Regions from separate parts of the Homo sapiens genome. Here region 2 is linked to region 1. The links are chromatin loops, found by intact Hi-C in ENCODE. Cell type or tissue: A673. All regions are shown on one strand. Links, peaks and the distances in the headings refer to the core of each region. The heading gives the core; the rest is flanking DNA.

Region 1 (4,000 bases), core at 1-4,000:
AATCACAAGTTCTTAATCGGAATCCAGGTTCTTTCACTTGCCAGCTGCATAGCCTGGGCAAAGTACTTAATCTCTCTTGTACCTCAGTTTCTCTGTCTATAAAAATCATCATATAACTATTACCATCTTTCTAGGTAGTATTACTTAGCATAAATGAGGTAATATATGTAAGGTACTGTCATGTAGAAGCATTCAATAAATTGTAGCCAATGGTTGATCTTGTGTGAGTTATAATTTCTCCAGGCTTTACGTTCCATGTGTCTCAAAAGTGGATAGGAGGTAGCCTAAGCAGTCTTGAGATCTCTTGCAGCACAAGAATTCCAAATGAATTGCAGTACAAGAATCCCAAATGAAGTCCTTATTTCTCCCTCTCTTTACCTTATCATGTTTCAAGGTCCTGGTTTACCTGGATTCTCTACCTCTACTTCTTCCTGTCCAAATATACTGTTTTTATTTCCATGATTTTCTCTTTTCCTTTCTATTCATTATGTTTTGGCTATCCTGAAAGCTCCACGAAGGCAGGAGCCAGAACACCCACTATTTAGAACAATGCCTAGTTGTTCAATCAAAACTTGTTTTTTAAAGAAGTAAGTTAAAGCCAAATGACTCAGGCCTGTTTTATCAGTCCCCCTTATGTATAGATATGAATAGCTGATGTACATTTAAATGACTAAAATTATGAGTTTTGAAATGACTCCGAACCTAGTTAACTCATTTTATACATACTTACCAAGAATCTTACTGTGCTGTGTTCTGAAGAAGTGTAGGATTTTATAGAGATATTTAACAGAGGGCTTTAATCTGGGCCTTGCCATGTACTAGTCTTGTGACATGTACAGTTCTTTGAGTATCAGTTTCCTCATCTGTAAAACAGGGATCATGATAGTATCTACCTCCTAGGGCAATGATGATTAAACGAGATTATGTACATAAACATTTAGCAGAGGGCTCAACACAGGATCCTATGAATTAGAGTTTAAAGCAAACAAAATACTTCCACTCTTCTCGATTTGTATTCATCTTGCCTACTAAAACACTGGTATTGGTGATTCAGCAATCATTCCCACTAGCTTTATTTCTGGTACTCATTCATTCAGTCAACATTTCCTGAACATACACTATAAGCCTGGTATAGTGTTAAAGATGCAAAGATGAACACTTTCCTTCCTCTCAAAACACACATAACCTAGTGGGGAAGACAGCACAGTAAAAACACAAATTACAATGTAAACTAACAAGTAGTAAACAAAGAATGAAAGGTACTCCATAGGTGGAAACACCGAGATCTACACAATCACCTCTCCCTACCTGGAGATGAGGAGGTCTGAGCAGTGCCTTTAAGAAGAAGCAGGAGAGGGCTGGCCAAAGAAGCCTAGGGGCAAGCTGAGCGGCATGTGCAAAGATTTGCTGACAAGACAGTGAGCCATCCAACAGGGCACCTCACAGCTTGCTGGGAGGAGAAAGGTCAGACAGCAGAAATGAGAGGAACTCAGGTAATGGCAGGTTAGAGCTCTATTGTGAAAAGCCTTAAATAATATATATTTTTTAAGTTACACAGCTAGCTTTTTCGTTTCTTTTGAAATTTTCTTTTCCTGGTCATTGTTTTAGTGACAAATTGACATGGCTACCGTTATGCTCTATTTCAAAGAGTCATAAATAGGAAATGCTGATCTACAACTAAGCTTCTGTGTCAATTGCTTTTCCCTTCCTCAAGCATAATCCTATTTGCCTTTGGAGCTCAGTGACAGCGTGGAGAAAGGCAGCTTTAATTGGGGTGTTACCTTCACACAGACACTCCACCCCACTAGGGTAAGGTCAGCAAACTAACCTCCAGAGAAAAAAAGCTTCCTGGGGAGGAACATTTCAAAAACAGCATTTAGTCACCTCTGAAATACCTTTAAGAACTGACCCCCTGCTGGCTGACCAAGGAGAGTGTCTACAGTCTGGGACCTCTTGACCCCACTTTCTGCATGAAATCAAGCAAATTTAAACCTCCATAATTTACTCAAGACTGGCTTCTGCCAGGGAAAAGGCAAACAATGCTGGCAATTAACTCTGCTACCTGATTAAATCTCCATGATGGCAAGATAGGGCATAAAACCAGGCATCCAGCAACAGAGCTGGAGAAGAGGCAAAGCTCATCTATCGCAGCTATGCCTTCAAAACCTTGGCTGTCAATGCAATTTTCAAATACACTGGATGAACCTGTTCACTCAAAGGTAGGAGGAGATACCAAAAGAATAAGTGTGTATTATTCTGACAATGTGCTGGCCTTTGGCCAAAATGCCTTGCTCACCTCTTGCCCATTCTCCCACCGTTTACTTCTCACTCCTCCAAATTCAGTACAGAAGCGCCAATAAGAAATCTCACATTGTTAAATTGCAATTGCATAAAAGTAATCCCTAACAGCCACGAGAACTGTCAGGTCACAATGCCAGCTGCAGAAAAGTTCTTTTATTCTGCAAAGCCCTGGTGTAAGAACTAGTAGTGTGCAGACACTAGTGAGAGGGATGTGTGGGCTCAGGTTTCAGGATGCCTTGAAGGAAAGGCCTTGGGAGACTAAGCTTAAAGTCAGCTACCAGTTCAAAGGGGTTTCCCCTTCAGGAAAGAGATTCAAACTCAAGCAACTAGTTGTGCCTTTGGCATTCCCAAACACAGGAAGTTGCCTGAGCCCTTCCTGCAATCCTGATTTGCTTTCTTGTAGTTGAAAGGTCATGGTAGCTGTGTGAGCCTAACCAAAACCATTCTAGGGTTACCATACAGAAAGCAGAGAAAGGTGGTAAACGGGTGGCCTTTGCTAGCCATTCTGAAGCGTTCTTGCTGATGCTACTCGGATTGTGAAATCAAGAGCAAGGAAAACCACATTTCATTACCAACTAAAAGACTCTTTCAGCCTAAACCAAACCAAACTGTAGCACTGAAGAAATCAAGCTGCAATACAGGATGATCCAAATTTTAATTACTATTCCTCATCACATCAGAGATTTTTTGTCACTATGTATAACTTCATGTGAAAATAAGAGAATTCAGCAGATATTTGAGTCAACCTATATCTGATTTAAATGAACGTATTTTGCCTAAACAGAAAAATGAGAAGACAGAGAAGAAAGGAAGAGAAGAGGACAGGCCTGCTATACAGAAGCTTTTCAGCACCTAGTAATGAGAAGCCTTACCTATTCCTACCTTGATAGAAAGGGCAGTTTTCTTGGTTGTTTTGAAGTTATCAACCCTTACCTCAATGTGGTTTCAATTATGAATTACCAGACTAAAAGGGGAAAAAAAGCTTTGATTTATTCTTTTTTGCTCCAATTATGCATGATGTGTTTCCACTGAAGACTTTGAAAAGTATTTCATCATGCCTCTCATCCAGAAGTGGTCAAAGGGCAAAACCAAAAGGAGTTAACCCTTTCATTTCTCCTTTAGGTTCAAAGAGACTCCCTATCAATGGATATAGGACAAGGCCTTTGAAGCAGGGCAATGAAAGAGTTAAGCATTAGCATCATATTACTAACGTGCATAAGGGTGGTGTCCCTTGTCCAAAATGGTGAGATGATATTTATGTTAATGGTTACTGGGAGATTTGAAAGGGGCAATCAGTAATGTGGTCCATGTTGCCTTAACCATTAAACCTCTACAGCCCCAAATACCCACAGCACAGCACTCCACCAGCCAGGCACATGCTGACTTGCAAAACTAGAGAATTACTGAGACCTAACAATGTCTTCAAGTAGCATCTCTTAGCTCAAGAGAGAAAAGTTTTGGGGACAAGTCTGAAGTTTACCTGATGCACATGTCTATTTCATTTCACTCTCAAATAATAACTGATATGGTTTGGATTTGTGTTCCTGCTCAAATCTCACATTGAATTGTAATCCCCAATGTTGGAGGAGGGGCCTGGTGGGATATAAATGAATCATGGGGGTGGGTTTCCCCCTTGCTGTTCTCATGACAGTGAGTGAGTTCTCCCAAGATCTGGTTGTTTAGAAGTGTGTAGTACCTC
Region 2 (5,223 bases), core at 647-4,646, 100 kb before region 1:
GGGGGCCCCTCTGCCCCTTCAGTTGACCATCCCATGAGGACGTGGCCTTTGGGGAAATTCTTTTGTGCTCTGAGGGTCTATACACCCACCTCCTGAGATGCGCACATCTGGGACCACTTCCTTTATTAAGATGATTCCAGAATCCTTCCAGCGGAGCTTGGAGGAGCTCCAAGAAGGAAGCATCCAGTGGCTCCATGCTGTTGGCCCCATGCATATTTTGAAGATTTTCTGTTAGATTCCCAAAAGAGGCACTTGCAACTCCCTGTCCCCTACCCTAGGCCATCCAGTGAATGGCACAACCAGGGGCTGGGGCTCCAGGGACTAGACAGCAGAGTCCAAGGGGAGCACAGCTGCAGAGAAGTAGCTGTCCCCGGCTCCCCTTCCTAGGAACTTCCCCGGCCTAGGTGACTAAACAGAGGCCTGCTTGAGCCTGGTCTTCCAGCCATGTGCCCTAAGGCATAATTTCTAGGGTTCTTGGAAAATCATGGAAACTGTTCATTCCACAATTGTGCTACACAGGCTGCTTGATGCTTCAGATGCCTTTGGTTTGGAGAAGCCCATGAAGCTCAGGACCTGGAAACAGATTTCAGCCCACATAGCTGAGTGACCTTGGGCAAATTAGTTGACCTCTTTGCCTCAGTTTCTTTACCTGTAAAGTGGGGATAAGAATCATGTCTACCTGTTAGTGATAGGGTGAGGCTTAAATAAGGTAAAATAGGCAAGGACAAAGCCAGGTGTGGTTGCTCACATCTGTAATCCCAGCACTTTGGGAGGCCGAGGCAGGTGGATTGCCTGAGGTCAGGAGTTTGAGACCAGCCTGGCCAACATAGTGAAACCCTGTCTCTACTAAAAATACAAAAAATTAGCTGGGCGTGGTGGTGGGCGCCTGTAATCCCAGCTACTAGGGAGGCTGAGGCAGGAGAATCACTTGAACCCAGGAGGCAGAGGTTGCAGTGAGCCGAGACCACACCATTGCACTCCAGCCTGGGCAAGAAGAGCGAAACTCTGTCTCTAAATAAATAAATAAATAAATAAATAAATAAATAAATAGGTAAGGATCTTAGAACAGTTCCTGGAGCATAGTAAGTGCTCAGTCAATGTTAGCTGTTATGATTGATAAGATTTTGCTGGAACCTTGACTCTATCAGACTGGCCGGAAACCTTGACAGGCAGTTAAAGTTGACTGGGATGCATAGAGTTGGAAAATGAAGAAATTATTACTGAATCTATGATTACTGTGTGGTTGACATTGTCTTTTAAAACATGGATGAGTGATGGGAGGGGCGGGGGCTGCCATCTCTACCTAACGCAGCGGGGGCAGGCTTCAAGGAGGGACAAAGGCCACCCAGGCCCCTCAGGCCCCTCCTCCCCATAGGCTGCTGCACCTCGTACACATGTGTCATGAGCTGGGGAATAACTCTCTCCCTGCTGAATGTGTTTTCTGTGTTTATTTGACCCAGAACTTCAGCCTGTCCCCAGGGCAGGGGTTCTGCTGTGTTCCTCTCTGATCAGCACAGGGCTGAGCACAGAGAATCGGGCTCAGGGAATGTCAGGCAACCTCTGCACCCTTCCTGGGCCCCAGCTTCCTGGGCCCCATCTGCAATTAAGAAAGCACCTGGTGGGCATTGCCCTTGGCCACACCTGGACTGAGACTTTTTGTGGAAACCCACTGGGAGATATTAGTATCCTCAATTTGAAGATGAGGAAGGTGAGGCTGTCCCGCTGTGAATTGAACCCAGATCTCCTGAAGCCAAAGAGCCTTTTTCCTCCCCTGCCCAGGGGGCTCATGCCCACTGCCTGGATGCCCTCATGCCTATGTGCCCATCAGACTTGACCAGCATGTGAGAGCTCTGTAGACGGTGGAGGGGGTGCACTGGGAGGGGTTTTCAGCACACTGCATGTTGTACGTGGGCTACACCATCTTCGCCCATCTACTGAAATGATGACCATGTCCCCTGACCGCCCAGACACCACTCCCTCCTCCCTCCAGAGCCATCCTGAGAACCAGGCCAGCCCAGCCCAGGACCCCCATGTGATATGTGGGAGCAGCTCCTGTGGGTAAAGAAGGAGGAGACAAACCCTTCTAAACAGAACGAGTAATAGCCTCCTCACTAGCCCAGTGTTGGCGAAGCCAGGGGCAAGAGGCCAGTTTGGAAATATTACTTGTACCATGTGGCAGGTGGACAGTGAGGGCCAGGCCTCCTCAGGGAATGTATGTGCCCAAGCTCTGCTGTATTAATGCATCCCCCAGGATTTAGCCCCATGAGAGAAGATTCCACAGAGCCCAGTTTTGTGCTACACAAAGTATCCTCTCAGGAGATCTATCCCGTTGCAGGGGATCCATCCTGCCAAGAAGTAGTAACAGGTGGAAAAGAGATGTATTTGTCTCACGTTCGCTGTGGATTAAGGTTTGCTTGGTAGAAGGGACACACCATGCATTATATATATATTTTTTTTTCTTTTTTTAAGATGGGGTTTTGCCATGTTGGCCAGGCTGGTCTCGAACTCCTGACCTCAGGTGATCCGCCCACCTCAGCCTCCCAAAGTGCTGGGATTACAAGTGTGAGACACTGCACCTGGCCACATCATGCATTTTAAAGAAGAGACTTTTTTGAATTTTTTATTTTGTTCAGATGAGCAGAAGTCAATGAAAAAACCATTTTCTTCCTTCCTTCCCTCCCTCCCTCCCTCCCTCCCTGCCTGCCTGCTTCCTTCCTTCCTTCCTTCCTTCCTTCCTTCCTTCCTTCCTTCCTTCCTTCCTTCCTTCCTTCCTTCCTTCTCTCAGACAGGGTCTCACTATCACCCAGGCTGGAATTCAATGGCTAAATCATGGCCCACTGCAGCCACAACCTCCTGGGCTCAAGCAGTTCTCCTGCTTCAGCCTCCTGAGTAGCTGGGACTACAGGCTTGTGCCACCACGCCCAGCTAATTTAAAAATTTTTTTTATAGAGATGGGGGTCTTACTGTGTTGCCCAGGCTGGTCTCAAACTCCTGAGCTCAGGCAGTCTGCCCACGTTGGCTTCCCAAAGTGCTGGGATTACAGGCATGAGCTACCATGCGGGGCCAAAAGAACCATTTTTAACTAACATGTTAATTGTGAATGCTGAAACATTGATTATTTATATTTTATCCTTACTATATGTGATAGGCAAAATCCTGGGAACCCATCTACTCCAAATCCCAGTCATTTATACAAAAACACCAACCAAAACTTTTAGGTATAATTATCCTTTAGATATTTTGAATTGTTAACTATTTTATAGTTGTAAATGTGGATTTTTTAAAAAGCAAATATTGAAGAATCTTTCCCATTCTTATCAACTTTAAGGAAGTTGATGACTTTCCTAAAGTACAAACTAGGACTGGGCATGGTGGCTCATGCCTGTATTCCAGCACTTTGGGAGGCTGAGGTGAGACAATTGCTTGAATCCAGGAGTTTGAGACCAGCCTGGGCAACATAGTGACACCTCGTCTCTACAAAAAAAAAAAAAAAAAAAAAAATTTAATTAGCCAGCTGTGATGTTGTGTGCCCATAGTACCAGCTACTCAGGAGGCTGAGGAGGGAGGATTGCTTGAGCCCAGGAGGTTGAGGCTGCAGTGAGCTGTGATTGTACCACTGTGCTCCAGCCTAGGCAACAGAAAAAAAAAAAGCAATCTTATAATTAATTGAGCCATTACTTTCCCTTTCTCATCCAAGGGGAGAAAAGCCTTGTTGCTTTTTCAGTTTGTAAGTGATTCTCTAGATTGGAATGAGTATATTTGGGCCAGGCGAGGTGGCTCACACCTGTAATCCCAGCACTTTGGGAGGCCGAGGAGGGTGGATCTCGAGGTCAGGAGTTCAAGACCAGCCTGGCCAAGATGGTGAAACCCCACCTCTACTAAAAGTACAAAAATTAGCCAGGTGCAGTGACCAGTGCTGGTAATCCCAGCTACTCGGGAGGCTGAGGCAGAAGAATGGCTTGAACCTGGGGGGCAGAGGTTGCAGTTAGCCGAGATGGCATCAATGCACTCCAGCCTGGGTGACAGAGCGAGACTCCGTCTCTATAAATAAATACATAAATAAAAATTAAAGAAGGAGCACATTTGAGAAAGAAAAGATTTGATGTTGGTGAAAGCAGCACATTCTTTCTGGGATCATATGCTGCTTCTGCAGGCTAAGAAATTCAATTGTTTGGCCAGGCGCAATGGCTCATGCCTGTAATCCTAGCACTTCGGGAGGCTGAGGCGGGCGGATTGCTTGAGCTCATGAGTTCAAGACCAGCCGGGACAACAAGAGTGAAACCCTGTCTCTACTAAAACACAAAAAGCCAGGTGTGGCGGCATGTGCCTGTAGCCTCAGCTACACGGAAGGCTGAGGCAGGAGAATCGCTTGAACCCAGAAGGCGGAGGTTGCAGTGAGCCGAGATCGCACCACTGCACTTCAGCCTGGGCAGCAGAGCAAGACCCTGTCTCCAAAAAAAGAAAGAAAGAAAGAAAGAAATTCAATTGTTTAAGATTAGCTCAATTCAGCACGTACTTGGGTGCCAGACAGTGACAACAGGCAGGGCGAGTGATAACGCTGCCTCGTAACACCCCTCCCCTGCCCTTGGTGAGGGCACAGTCTAAAGGCAGAGGCTGCCGTGAATCCACTCTTTAAAAGTTTTTTTAAGTCTATATAACCAAATAAATTTAACATTTGATTTTTACAGCAGTTGCCAATGTTTCACCCCATTTATAGTCTTTGTTATATGTATGTGAAATGGGCCCTTCATTGAAAGGGACCCTGGGAGCTACTTTTGACAGAGGTTTATGGTTCATAAATGTCATTCTGGGAGCTGCCGCTCGGGAAACCTGAACTGGAGAGGATGCACCTGGGGAAGGAAGCAGGTGGGGGTGACACAGTTGCAGGCTGAGCAACGTTGCCCTGGCTGTCAGCTGCCACGGCCAAATTCATCCCCAGATCATAACTGTGTTAATATATCATGGCAACGTCCCATTGATAGAGTGGGTGCCGTGTGTGGGTCAGGGGATATGCCGTCTTGCACTCTACTTCAGTCAGACCTCACAGCCATTCTGGGATGTGGATGTTCTCAGCCTCATCTTACAGATGAGGAAACTGAAGCACACAAAGGTCAAGTCACTTTTCCAAGGATACCCTTCTGTGGCAGAACCACAAGGTGGCTTGGGAGCCTCCTTAATAATCTCCTTTAGTCGGCTCCCATTTCTTTCATGGGGAAAACTGGC

Evidence for each region. Hi-C counts contacts between places; a loop is a spot of excess contacts. Peaks named below come from ENCODE experiments on the same cell type or tissue, not always from the same donor. Only the 100,000 strongest peaks of a DNase experiment are listed, where the experiment ranks them.
Region 2: a loop joins it to region 1, with 2.4 times the contacts of the local background. A loop is called at or near these places in 1 of 110 quality-filtered maps.

The regions. Positions count from the first base shown.
Region 1 is chr11:44,189,576-44,193,575 of GRCh38, reverse strand. All of the region lies in intron 8 of EXT2 (exostosin glycosyltransferase 2), which reads right to left. Among named protein-coding and RNA genes, the nearest start is that of EXT2, 96 kb to the right of the region's middle. In A673, for the core only: a CTCF peak has its summit at 1,888; DNase peaks (open chromatin) are centred at 1,725, 2,495, 2,801 and 3,363; H3K4me3 peaks cover 649 bases; H3K27ac peaks cover 4,000 bases.
Region 2 is chr11:44,290,656-44,295,878 of GRCh38, reverse strand. The region is part of intron 1 of ALX4 (ALX homeobox 4); the gene reads left to right. Among named protein-coding and RNA genes, the nearest start is that of ALX4, 17 kb to the left of the region's middle. In A673, for the core only: no CTCF peak of the experiment used is centred there; a DNase peak (open chromatin) is centred at 2,818; H3K27ac peaks cover 2,928 bases.